2 separate regions of the Homo sapiens genome follow, and region 2 is linked to region 1. The links are chromatin loops, found by intact Hi-C in ENCODE. Cell type or tissue: dorsolateral prefrontal cortex. All regions are shown on one strand.

Region 1 (2,500 bases):
GAGGTAAAGGAACTTGCCCAAAGTCACATAGCCAGGGAATCATAGAGCTAGGAGAGAAACTTAGGTCTGTGTTTCTTGATCCTTGGCTTTTGTTTCAAGGTTGTCATAGGTTTGGGGATTGGCAGGGACTTGCCTGAGAGAAAGGCTGAGGGCCCAGTGTCCCCACTCGGGCCCCCCCATGTCACTCTGGGTGACAGTGAGACTCAGTCTCAAAAAAACAAAACAAAACAAACTTGCATGGGACATATTCAGCCTGCAGTGATTTTTCTAGATCAGCCCGTGTCCTAATGGTGACCAGGATTTTCTCTCCTAACACAGGCCCATGCTATCTGACTCCTGGTGGTCAGAGAAGGGCAGCAATGTCCCCACTTCACCCTCAAGGTCCTGGGACACTCACCCCCAGGTAGAGCTGAATGGTGTCACCCTTGATGGCAGGATACAGAAGGTCAAACTCCAGACGGTCAATGCTGAGGGAAATGGGCACTGCTCAAGGACAAGAAGAAAGTTCTGTGAGGGTGGAGGGCAGTATTGGAGGGGGAAGTTGGGGGGCTGCTTCCAGGTGGAGCTGTACTGTTGCATGGGGGGGCAGGTAGGGAGGAGCAGGTAATAATGATGTTGATAATAATGATGCAAACAGTGATGACAGTGACATTTATCGAGCATCCACTAAGTGCCAGGCCTCTGCATGTCAGCTGGTTCATCTGCATGATAACGTTAGGAAGTAGGTCTTATTATTACCCCCTTTTACAGATGGTGAAACCAAGTCTGAGGAAAGGGAAATGACCTGTTCAAAGCCATACTATGAGAGCATGGGAACCCAGTCGGTTTTATGCCAAAGTCCCGGTTTGGAACGGAACTGAACTATTGTATGTAACACTCCACCGCCCCTACCAGACTGAAAGCCGCGTCCCCCATGCAGGTGGTTCTGGGTCTGGACACCCTATGAGCACCTGGATCTCAAGGAAGCTTAGGCTGGAAGCCAGAGGCCTGGTAACATCTACTCTGAAATCCAAACTGGCTCCTCTGCTCCCCCCAAAGATCTCGTGTTCGCGTCAGAATTCCCCACTTGGCCGCCAGGTGGCGGTGGTGTGTCACCTGCCCCGGTGTATGGCCGAGGATGGGGAGTGCTGGAGGGCCAGGGACCGGCCGCCTACCGCTCCAGGGAGACCTCCGGGCCCGTCCTCGGGGCAGCGGAGGAGCCAGCTGGACTTCGGTTTGAGCCCCAGTGACCTTGGCTGGTCTCTTCTCGCGTCTGAATCTGTTTCCTCGTCTTAAAATGAGGGTATAGTGCCCGCCAGGGCAGCACATGTACTAAAATCGGAAGGACATAGAGACGATGAGCATGACTCCTGTAAAAATTACTTTAAAAAAAGAAAAAAGGTCCGTCTCCAAAAAAAAAAAAAAAGTATATTAAAGTCAATAAGGTCCCCGAAAATGGCTATAACAACAACAAAAAAATGTGATTTACAAAGAGAAATCTACAGACTTGTCAACAAAATGTAATGTGTGAACTCTGGATCCTACTCTGAATACTGACCAAATATCTGACGATTGGAAGAACTCTTTGGGAATTAAAAAAAAAAAAAAGAAAAAAGGAAAGAAACGGCGGTAGAATAGTAATTCCTGCTTCATGTATACAACTGGCACCTAGTAACGGCTCAATCCGAATGACACTCGCTCAGAACTCAAGTCTTCCTCTATCACCAACTGCCTCTGTGAACTTGGACAGTGACTTCATTGCTCGGAGCCTCTTTCATCACAGTGAAGGGGGGTCATGACTGCCACCTCATGGAGTTGTCTGAGGAGTCAGTGAGATGTGCCTATACAAAACACCCAGCGGGAGGGCGTGGCCCATGGCAGATGCCCTGTGGCGCTCAGTGCATGCTGCTCTCCCTTCTCCTCTCTGGTCGCCCTTGGAATGAGCCTCTTCTGATCCCAAAGTGCAGTTGGTAGACTTTTCTTCTTCTCCGCCAGTTTCCACTCTGGGGGCCTGAGCATGGCAGAGTTCTGATGTGGGGGCAGGAGCCTGTGCCCTCCCGTATCTGCTATGCTGGGGGAGGGAGAAATGACTTCCTTCCGTCTTTGCCCTTCGAATCATCTCTGATTTTTATTTTTTAAACCAGATATCTCAGTTTTTAACCCATGCTTTAATTTCTCAGATACCTCAAACCCTTTGGATGGAGGGAAAATTTGAAACTGCAACGAGATGGATAGAACTATTTGATGCTGCAGTTTTCTAAAGTATCCATAAAAACTAGTCCGGGGGCTGCGTGTGATGGCTCATGCTTGTAATCTTAGCATCTTCTGTCTGTCCATCCATCCATCCATCCATCTATCCATCCATCCATTTAGCATGCATTTGTAAGTGCTTCTCTGTGCCAAGAGGGACACCTGCTATGTGCCCAGAACTTTCCTGTAGACTTTTATTCCTCACTAACAATCCTATGTTGTAGGGATGGTTAAGCCCCATTTTATGGATGAGGAAACCGAGGATGAGGAG
Region 2 (2,500 bases), 200 kb after region 1:
TTACAACAACCCATGGGGTATTTTTTTTTCTCCACATTACAGATGAGAAAACAGGGCCTCAGAGGGGAATGCCAAGGAAATTGTCCAAGGCCAGGAGGAAAGTTAAGATTCCAGTGCATGTCTGTGGGCTCAGAGCCCAGAGCCTCCCAATGCCTCTGAACACTGTTCCTGAAATGAGAAGTCCACGCCTGGGGAATCCCACAGGGAGGTCCCAGGCAAGGCACAGGCTGCCCCCGAGCCCGGATTGCTGGAGGGACTTGAGCTTGTTTGCTGCAGTTTGATTCCCTGAAAGCTAATTTACTAAAGGGACAATTCATAAAATGGCAGTTTGCCATATTTATCAAATGATTGACTTACCAAAAATACATACTTTAAGGAATATACTTCTTAAATATGTTAACTGACCATAGAGAAATGGGCAAAACCACAATATTACTTTCAAAAGAAACAGAAAGAAGTCCCCTCCCCTGGTGACTCCGTGCAGCCCAGGTCTCCAGGACACATTGCTGGGTCCAGCCTGAATCCCCCCTGCTGCAGTCCCAGCGCCACTGAGGACTCAGTCCCTATTCTACCCCAGCTCTGCTACTGCCTCATCATGTGACCTCTCTGAGCCTCTGTTTCCCCATCTGTAAATGGTGTGCTTCTCCTCTTTGGTCCTGTGGATAGAGGGAATGATCAGAACCAATTGAAAAAGTATATTCTGACTGGGCACTGTGGCTCATGCCTGTACTCCCAGCACTTTGGGAGGCCGAGGTGGGCAGATCACTTGAGGTCAGGAGTTCGAGACCAGCCTGGTCAACATGGCGAAATACTGTCTCTACTCAAAATATAAAATTAGCCAGGCATGGTGGTGCATGCCTGTAGTCCCAGCTACTCAGGAGGCTGAGTCAGGGGAATTGCTTGAACCAGGGAGGCAGAGTTTGCAGTGAGCTGAGATTGTGCCACTGCACTCCAGCCTAGGCAACGCAGCAAGACTCTGTCTCAAAAAAAGAAAGAAAAAGTATACTCTAAAAAACAATTTCATAAGCTGTAAAGTGCAGTGCACATAGGAAGTGACCCAGTAAATAAAAGGTCCAGTTGATTGAGGGGTCCACCTGCTGGCTGGAGCTGCCACTGTTACCACCCTAGAGAATGATCCTTCCGATGTTCAATTTGCAGCCACATGAGGGCAATAGTGACCACGTGTTGAGTTTGTTCTCCCCCTAGAGCCTTTGAATTCCACCCAGGACTAAACAGGGCAGGCAGAAAAGAGGTGAAAAATGTCTAAAATGGCTATAGATTGCAGCCATCATTCACACCTGCATAACACTTACTAGGTACAGAGCCCTTTGCTTCCAGGTGCAAGGTAATAGGCCCAGAACCAGACATGGGACCAGAACTGGGGTGGGAAAGGCCTTTGTTCCAACTCTATATGGTCACTAATTGGACAAAAGCACACTTGCTTTTTTTTAAAAAAAGAAGTAATGTGTAATTATTAACAACAGCAATAATAGTTCATGTTGATCAAATGCCTGCTCCTTGCCTTGGTGCAGACTCCAGGTCCACAGCCACCCTCTGAAGTGAGCATGGTTACCCCGTTTTCCAGATGAGAAAACTGAGGCTCAGAGAGAGGAATTGTGCATCTAAGGTCATATGACTGGGATGTGCTGACTCATGTCTGTCTGTTCCAAAGGCCTGGCTTTTCCCTCTAAGCAGCTGTGCACCCGAGTGTGCCTGGCCCGCGTTGACACCTTTACATGCATCATCTCATTTACCTTCCTATGATAACCTATGGAATAGGTATCAGCAGCCTTTTTTGACAGATGAGGAAGCTAAGGCTCAGAGATGTTAAGACTCTTCTCCAAAGTCACACAGCAAGGGAAGTGGCCAGGCTAGGATTAGGCCTATGCAGGCTGGACCACCTATAGAATTCAGGGTCTTTCCACCTCAACCCTCTGTGTCTTCCCCCGCCCCCACCCATGGGGGTCTAGCCTGCAAGCCCTTGTCACTGTCACTGCACTCCCAAGCAGGGGTTCGGGGGAGAGCACCCCACCCCAGCGCTGAGCATCTTCCCTTCCAATCCAGTTTCTCAAACAAGATAGAGAATGAGGCTGAAGGCAATGGGACCTGCCCACCTTACATACCTTGGGGATCAGGGCTCCCAGTGTGGCTGTGGTAAGTGGAGGAAGCTCTTCAAACTATAGGACAAGAAGAAGGGCCACGTGAATCCTGGAGGCTATCGGTACAGACAGGAGTTGCTAATACAGTGATTAAACTCCTACATGCTTTACAACACCCAGCAGGGCGTCTTCGTCTTCTCTCCCTGAAAGACCCCTGGGGAAGTCCTGCCTACCCAGCCATCATCACCATACGCAGATCACCGTAGCCAGTTTGTGGTTAAGTGACCTGGGCTGACTTAAGCTGACCAAGGAGTGTTTCAAAGAACAGCAGGCAAAACCTGAATATTTCTCCTCTAAAAATGTTATTCTTGGGCGAGAACGGTGGCTCATGCCTGTAATCC

The links. Hi-C counts contacts between places; a loop is a spot of excess contacts. Peaks named below come from ENCODE experiments on the same cell type or tissue, not always from the same donor. Only the 100,000 strongest peaks of a DNase experiment are listed, where the experiment ranks them.
Region 2: a loop joins it to region 1, with 5 times the contacts of the local background. A loop is called at or near these places in 30 of 110 quality-filtered maps.

What each region holds. Positions count from the first base shown.
Region 1 is chr20:33,297,882-33,300,381 of GRCh38, reverse strand. It overlaps BPIFB1 (BPI fold containing family B member 1), which reads right to left. Exons shown (of 16, transcript NM_033197.3): 8 at 398-483. It overlaps LOC124904888 (a long non-coding RNA gene), which reads left to right and starts at 1,858. Exons shown (of 2, transcript XR_007067566.1): 1 at 1,858-1,949; 2 at 2,160-2,265. LOC105372594 (a long non-coding RNA gene) reads right to left here and starts at 2,169. Exons shown (of 2, transcript XR_936685.3): 1 at 1,538-2,169; 2 at 529-1,311. In dorsolateral prefrontal cortex, CTCF peaks have their summits at 880 and 1,079 (motif pointing right); a DNase peak (open chromatin) is centred at 1,071; H3K4me3 peaks cover 442 bases.
Region 2 is chr20:33,094,777-33,097,276 of GRCh38, reverse strand. BPIFB4 (BPI fold containing family B member 4) reads right to left here. Exons shown (of 18, transcript NM_182519.3): 12 at 2,124-2,177. Among named protein-coding and RNA genes, the nearest start is that of BPIFB4, 16 kb to the right of the region's middle. In dorsolateral prefrontal cortex, a CTCF peak has its summit at 1,147 (motif pointing right); a DNase peak (open chromatin) is centred at 1,116.